2 separate regions of the Homo sapiens genome follow, and region 2 is linked to region 1. Evidence: chromatin contacts called from ENCODE Hi-C or POLR2A ChIA-PET data. All regions are on one chromosome and are shown on one strand. Each heading gives the region's core, a stretch centred on a gene start or an enhancer-like site at or near the end of the contact. The rest is flanking DNA. Distances are from core to core; before and after follow the strand shown.

Region 1 (3,794 bases), core at 186-2,685:
AAAAAAAAATTTTTTTGTAGAGATCGGGGTGGGGGGGGGGGTCTCACTATATTTTCCAGGCTGGTCTTGAACTCCTGGCCTCAAGTGACCCTCCCCAATCAGCCTCCCAAAGTGCTGGGATTACAGGCACAAGCCACAGTGCCTGGCCAATAAATGTTTTTTGAATGAATGAAGAAATTAGTGCATGGACATATTTTCCCATCAGCTATTACAATAACCAGACTCTGAGTTCCCTGAAGGCAGGGCCTGTGAGTTTCATTGTGTACCCTCAGCCCTCAATAGCTGATAAAAATAAATATTCAGAAAATGCTTGTAAAATGAAGAAGAGAATATGTATGGGACAGAAAGTAGACCAGTGGTTGCCTGGGGCTGGGACAGGGAATAGGGAGCGACTGCAAATGGGCAGAAGGGATCTTTTCAGAGTGATGGAAATGTTCTTGAATTGGCTGTGATGGCTGCAGAACTGTAAAATCACCCAAAATCAGTAAATCACTTATAATAGGTGAATTTTATGACAGGTAGATTATACCTCAGTAAAGCTGTTAAAACAAAACCAGTGTTGAGGGAGGAAATAAATGTTACCTTGGTAATACTGAGGACTCAGTAGTTATCAAGACAGCTCTCTTCCCTGCCCTCATGAGGTTTTCTGTGCAGGGCGGGGACGCCGACCCATTATAGACAGTGACAGCCTAGAGCCATCACGGCGGGATGGTGGGGAGGGGACAGGCAGAGGGGTGGGAGGCCAGGATGGGGGAAGCCCGGGCAGAGAGGTTGGGCTGGAATGGGGGGCACAGGCAGAGGGGTCGGGGCGGGGACTGGTGAGGTGCAGGCAGAGGGCAAAGGGGTCGAGGTCCAGATGGGAGATGTACAGGCAGACGGATCCGGGCCAGGGCGGGGAGGTACAGGCCCAGTTGAGGAGCATAAGGAACCATAGGAGCCCAAAGGAGGCGCCCGACCAGTCAGGGAGGACTTCCCAGAGGGGTGAATGGCTGAGCCAGGGCCTGAAGTATAATGTTCATGAATGCGACAGCAATTTTTTTTTTTTTGAGACCGAGTCTCCCTCTATCACTGGAGTGCAGTGGCTCGATTTCGGCTCACTACAACCTCCACCTACCGGGTTCAAGCGATTCTCCTGCCTCAGCCTCCCGGGTAGCTGGGACTACAGGCGCCCGCCCCCACGTCCGGCTAATGTTTGCATTTTTAGTCGAGACGGGGTTTCGCCATTTTGGCCAGGCTGGTCTTGAACCCCTGACCTCAGGTAATGCACCTGCCTCGGCCTCCCAAAGTGCTGGGATTACAGGCGTGAGCCACCGCGCCCAGCACAATTTTAATTTTTCTTAAACACTTTTCCTGCCTTAGCAAAGTCTTGGAGGGGCGGCCGCCCAGGCGCCGCGAGCGCAAGACCACGAGGGGGCGCTGCTTCACCACGCTAGAGGAGCGCTCCCGGCAACCACGTGGCCCCACAGGTGCGGGAGGTCGGCGAGCGCGCCTGGAGGGTGGACGGGGTAGGTTACGGCCAGGCAGCCCGGGGTGGCGCGTGGCCCTGCGCAGGGCAGTGGAAGCAGCGGGCCCCAGGGAGCATGAGACGCCGCGCTCCGTGGGGCGGTCCCAGCGCTGTGCAGCGAGGGGCCAGGGCTGTCCCCGGTCCTGCGCGGCCGGCTCCCGGAGAAACTGTGGCCTCCTGGGGGTGGAGCTTTAAAAAACAAAACAAAACAAAACAAAATCACCCAACAGGAAGCGGGGTGGGGGCGCCCGGCTCTGTCACCCGTGGAATGCATCAAAATAGCCTGCGCGGCCGGGGGCGGTTCCGGGAAAGGGGGCGGCCGCGAGGGGCGGGGCTGCAACGGAGGGCGGAGCTTCCCAAAGAACGGGAGAGAGGAGTGCAGAACCGGCCCCAGGGGGACGTCCTCCTGTTCCCCCAAAATGACCTCGATAGGCGTTTGTGTGGGATGGGGTTCCTGGGTAGGGCGGGGCTTTCCAGTGCGATGTCCCTGGTCTATTCTTAGCGGGCTGAAACCTGGAGAAGTGGGAGTGGGCGGTTGATCCGGGTTCCAGGGCCTCTTTGGAGCGAAAAGCTCCGTGGAGAGCCAGAGTCTCCATCCTGGGCGTGGGAGGGAAGATGGGAAATGGGCCAAGAGGAGCCTGTGGGAGGTCCTCCCCGGGACGGCCCCCTTCCATCTGCATCCGCGGGAACCGTTGTGGGGGCAGCTCTGAGAAAGGCTGCTCTGGGCGCAAGGAAGGGTGGTTGAACGAAGAGATCAGTCAGGGACGGGGTGGGGGTGCCTTGACTGTGTCCCAGATTTGCTGCGTGCTTCTGACCTCAGTTCCCCATCCTTCCAGTTGCTCAAATCCTCTCTGTCCCAGTCCTAGGCCGTTTCTGCCCCTCTCACTTCCTAGTGGTTTGCAGAGGGGAAACACTGAGGCTGCCTCTTCTGTGCCTGGCCCTGTGTTGGCACGGGGAAGTGACTGAGACGCCCCAGACCCCCTTCTCCCTCACAGTCCAGTGAGGCAGACAGACCTGCCACCAGATAGTGACAGCCCAGAATGAGTCATTGAGAGGACGGGGGAGGCACAGGCAGATGGGTCAGGGCTGGGATAGGGGAGGAGAGGGGCCTGTAGGATCCAAGGGGAGAGTGGGTGCTGCTGACTCAGTCTGGGGGGGTTGAAGAGCCGTCTGAACTTAGACCAAAAAGGTAGGATGGGGCCGGGCGCCTGTTATCCCAGCACTTTGGGAGGCAGAGACAAGAGGATCGCTTGAGGCCAGGAGTTCCAGACCAGATTGGACAACATAGCGAGACCCCCATCTCTACAAAATAATTTAAAAATCAGTTGGGCATAGTGGTGTACGCCTATAGTCCCAGCTACTCAGGAGGCTGAGGTGGGAAGATTGGTTGAGCCCAGGAATTCAAGGCTGCAATGAGCTATGATTGCCCCACTGCAGTCCAGCCCGGGTGACAGCGTGAGACCCCTGCCTCCAAAATAATAATAGCAAAAATACTGGGCTGGGCGCGGCGGCTCACACCTGTAATCCCAACACTTTGGGAAGCCGAGGTGGGCAAATCGCTGAGGTCAGGAGTTCCAGACCAGCCTGGCCAACATGGTGAAACCCAGTCTCTACTAAAAATACAAAAATTAGCTAGGTGTGGTGGCAAGGCATCTGTAGTTCCAGCTACTTGGGAGGCTGAGGCAGGAGAATCGCTTGAGCCCAGGAGGTGGAGGCTGCAATGAGATCACACCACTGCACTCCAGCCTGGGCGACAGAGTGAGACTCTGTCTCAAAAAATAAATAAATCCTAATGAAAGGATAGGATGGGGCTCAGGGCCTTGGAAGAGGGTCACCTTCTAACAAAAGGTATTTGAACGGAGTCCTAAAGAATGAGTAGCATTCTTCTGGGAAGTGCTGTGTCACCATGAAGGAAAGGGTGTTCTAGGCAGAAAGAATGACAAATGCAAAAGCTTGGAGGTGAGAGTGTGGCTTATCTCTGGCAGGGTCCTCTGCTCCCTGCCTGGGACATTCCCCCAACGTCATACCCCGACAGAGCTGTCTTAGGTCTCCTAGTCCTGGAGTCCACAAGCAGGTTAATGGGATGTAATGGAAACGCTATAGAGGGCAGACCCCTAGGCTTGTTCCCTCACAGCCTGATGCTTTTTTGTTTTTGAGACAGAGTCTCGCTCTGTTGCCCAGGCTGGAGTGCAGTGGCGTGATCTTGGCTCACTGCAACCTTGGCCTCCCAGGTTCAAGCGATTGTCCTGCCTCAGCTTCCCAAGTAGCTGAGATTACAGGCACCCACCAC
Region 2 (3,660 bases), core at 1,161-3,660, 530 kb after region 1:
CTGAGGTCAGGAGGTCGAGACCAGCCTGGCCAACATGGTGAAACCCCAACTCTACTAAAAATACAAAAGTTAGCTGGGAGTGGTGGTGGGCGCTTGTAATCCCAGCTACTCAGGAGGCTGAGGCAGGAGAATCACATGAACCCAGGAGGCAGAGATTGCAGTGAGCCAAGATCGTGCCACTGCACTCCAGCCTGGGCAACAGAGCGAGACCCTGTCTCAAAAAAAGATTGTGAAAATTCTAAGAATCTAATTTTTTTTTTTTTTTTTTTTTTTTTGAGACGGAGTCTCGCTCTGTCGCCCAGGCTGGAGTGCAGTGGCGGGATCTCGGCTCACTGCAAGCTCCGCCTCCCGGGTTCACGCCATTCTCCTGCCTCAGCCTCCCAAGTAGCTGGGACTACAGGCGCCCGCCACTACGCCCGGCTAATTTTTTGTATTTTTAGTAGAGACGGGGTTTCACCATTTTAGCCAGGATGGTCTCGATCTCCTGACCTCGTGATCCGCCCGCCTCAGCCTCCCAAAGAATCTAATATTTTAAAACTCCAGCATATGCAACTCAAAGCTCATCTAATTATACACTTAAGAGTTATGTATTTCATTGTATATAAGATACCTTGAGGAACAAAAAGTATCTGTAAACAAATACTGAGCTCTAGCTACTGATATGCATGCTGATGTATTTGGGAGTGAAGTGTACTGGTATCTGCAACTGACTTTGAAATGCTTAAAAAAAAATCAATGGATAGGCAAAATGAACAGATATGTAATGAAAAAAGGGCCAGGCACAGTGGCTCATGCCTGTAATCCCAGCACTTTGGGAGGCTGAGGTGAGAAGATCACCTGAGGTCAGGAGTTTGAGACCAGCCTGGTCAACATGGCAAAAACCCCGTCTCTACTAAAAATACAAAAAATAGCCAGGCATGGTGGTGCACGCCTGTAATCGCAGCTACTTGAGAGGCTGAAGCAGGAGAATTGCTTGAACCCGGGAGGCAGAGGTTGCAATGAGCCAAGACTGTATGCTATTGCACTCCACTCTGGGCAACAGAGTGAGACTCTATCTCAAACAAAAAAAGAATAGATAGGTAACAAAGAAAGGATAATAAAATGGTGGAATCTGATGGGTATACAGGTGTTCACTGTATGTTTGAAATTTTAATATTTTTATAATAAAATACGAAATCAAAATGCAAAGCAAACAAAGTAACTGCCCTGCTGAAAACCCCTCCAGACAGCTTCCGTTTGCAATAGAAATAAAATGCAGTCTTTTCCAAGACCTTGCAAGATGGCCCCTGCAGACTTCATGAATCTTATCTCCTACATTCAATCTTTGAAAATATAACAAATATTTATTGAGTGCCTACTGTGTGTCAGGCACTGCACTATATGTTGGGGATACAGCAGTGAACCAAACCTACAATAATTCATGCACAAATGGTTCTAACATTCTTCCTTCTCAAGAAGCCCATTCCCCTGGCAGGCCTTCTCACTTCCTGAAATTGTTTTCATCTCATCTTCATCTGCATGTGGATATGAGCTCAGGAAGGCCAGAGCCCTTCTCTCCATCGCTCATAGCTGCACCCTCGGGTCTAGAACAAGGTCTTGTTTATAGTAAGACCTCAATAACAGTTAGTTGCAGAAATATTAGCTAACATCTATTTAGTGCTTGTTACATGTGCACCTGCGTCTGCTTTAAATGGTGTGCACAGATGTACTATTTAATCCTGAAAACTAGCCCCATTTTACAAGGCTAACAGAGGCACAGAGGAATTAGGCTGTGAATTCAAGCAGTCTGGCTTCAGCCATCACGGTCCTAACCGCTCTGCAAACTGCCTCTAAACGAATGAATGAATGACTCAATCATTCTAACTGGCCCAAGTCAAAATATTAACTCTGCCACTCAGCCAAGTTGACCTGGGGCCAACCGATTTATCTCCCTGGACTTCAGATTGTTTATCCTTAAAGGTCAAGTCCTTCCTCTCAGTTCGTGAAGATGTAAGATGCTGGAGAAAATTGACTCAAAGACACCCCATACACGCACGCACACAGGAACCCACATCCGAACAATGAGCGAGGTAGGAGCTGGGGAGAGTGGCGCGGGGTCACCGCCAGATGCGGGGTGTGGCAACCTCCAGGCGGCCAAAGTCTCTGACTTCCAGGTTCTTCTGTTTGCTTACTCCCTATCCGGGGGCCCAAGGCGCTGTCTCCGCCGCCCAAGCCCCGCGTAAACCTGGGTGACCTCGGAGACATCCGTTGGAGCATGAGTTCCCGACATCAGGCGGCGGCGGTGGTCCGGGAGAAACCCGGCGGCGGGGAGATAAGCCTGCCCAGGAGGCAGGGGGCTGGGCTAGCTGCCCCGCCCCGCGCCTGACTTCGTTGGGGAGGGAGACGCCCGGCTCCCGCCCCTAACTAGCCCAGCCGCGCGGAGCGCCTGGGAGAGGAGAAGGAGCCGACCTGCCGAGATGGAGGCGACCGGCACCTGGGCGCTGCTGCTGGCGCTGGCGCTGCTCCTGCTGCTGACGCTGGCGCTGTCCGGGACCAGGGCCCGAGGCCACCTGCCCCCCGGGCCCACGCCGCTACCACTGCTGGGAAACCTCCTGCAGCTACGGCCCGGGGCGCTGTATTCAGGGCTCATGCGGGTAAGGGGCTCTGGGGACGTCCTGGCTAGGGGTGGGAGGATTCCTGGGAGAGAAACCCGAGTGCCAGGGTGAGGGGCTTTTCGGGTATCCTAGGGAGGAGGCAGGGGCAGGGGTCCCAAGGCAAAGGGGCTGCTGCTGTCCTGGGGTTGGGGGCAGGAGCAGGTTGTCCAGGGCTGAGAAGGGGAGAGGTGCCCGGGAGAGAGGATCGTGGGGTGGGGGACCAGGGCTAGGAGGGGCAGAGACCTCTGCCTACAGAATCCTGGGAAGGTGATGGGCAGGGACCGAGGCTGAAAGAGACAGGAGTCCTCCAGCCGAGGAGAAGCTGATGCAGCTGGGCTTGTCCCAGAGGGAGAGGTAGCTGGAGCCATACAGGTGGGGCATGCTGAAGAGGGCACAAAGAAGAAAAGGGGGAGGCGTCCCTGCGGGGAGTTGGAGGCAGAGAAGAGGCTGGAGGGTTGCAGGCTCAGAGAGGGGGTCCCGCTGAAGGAATCTGCCAGCAGAGAATGCAGGATGGGAGGATGGGTGGAGCTCAGTTGGGAGTTCCTGGGACTGGGGAGGAAGGAGAGCAAGAAAGAAGGCAGAGGCAGCCCCAGCCTTAGGGGATAGCAGGTGGGAGTGGGCAGAGGCCTGAAGTTTCCCATTCAAAAGGATTCTGGGTGACTTCAAGGACGTAGAAAAAAGGGTGGGGTCTTGGGGGAGAGATGGGGCGGATACTCAGCAGTGTCTGCTCCAGAATTTCAGGGTTTTGTGGTGACTGAAAGGGGTGGCTGGATATTTGGGGGGCAGGGAGGGCCCTAAGGAATTAAGGGAGACCCAAACTGCTTCTGGATTGCCCAGCGTCAGAGGTTAGGGTTCAGCAGGAAGCAAGGGAACGACAGGAAGTTGGGGGATGCCACTGAAGGATGTACTGGGGGAGGAGGCCCGGGAGCCTAGTGCAAAAAGAGAACTGAGCCTCAGCTATTTCTGCTGGGATGGGGGCAGGTTCCTGGTAGAGGGCGTAGAAGCTAGACCCGGTGGCTCCTCAAGT

The links. Hi-C counts contacts between places; a loop is a spot of excess contacts on that map. ChIA-PET counts read pairs that join two places held with the same protein, here RNA polymerase II (POLR2A). Pooled maps may share reads with other maps.
Region 2: a pooled map shows a loop between it and region 1 (2.2-fold over the local background). The contact joins the promoter of CYP2S1 here to the enhancer-like site in region 1. A Hi-C loop is called at or near these places in 1 of 168 maps with a recorded cell type or tissue (naive thymus-derived CD4-positive, alpha-beta T cell), 1 of 37 single-sample maps with no recorded cell type and 12 of 50 pooled maps. POLR2A ChIA-PET finds 5 or more read pairs at or near these places in 1 of 52 experiments (AG04450).

Annotation. Positions count from the first base shown.
Region 1 is chr19:40,661,521-40,665,314 of GRCh38, forward strand. No RefSeq gene overlaps it. Among named protein-coding and RNA genes, the nearest start is that of NUMBL, 27 kb to the right of the region's middle. RefSeq lists a silencer at 1,398-1,677. Within about 2 kb of position 1,436, at least 35 of the 41 ENCODE cell types and tissues checked have a DNase peak (open chromatin) inside an H3K27ac peak, as active enhancers do.
Region 2 is chr19:41,190,809-41,194,468 of GRCh38, forward strand. CYP2S1 (cytochrome P450 family 2 subfamily S member 1) reads left to right here and starts at 2,411. Exons shown (of 9, transcript NM_030622.8): 1 at 2,411-2,633. The coding sequence starts at 2,457. LOC124904790 reads right to left here and starts at 2,244. Exons shown (of 3, transcript XM_047439802.1): 1 at 2,172-2,244. The coding sequence starts at 2,244. It also overlaps the pseudogene RN7SL718P. RefSeq lists an enhancer at 1,937-2,437 and a silencer at 2,350-2,439.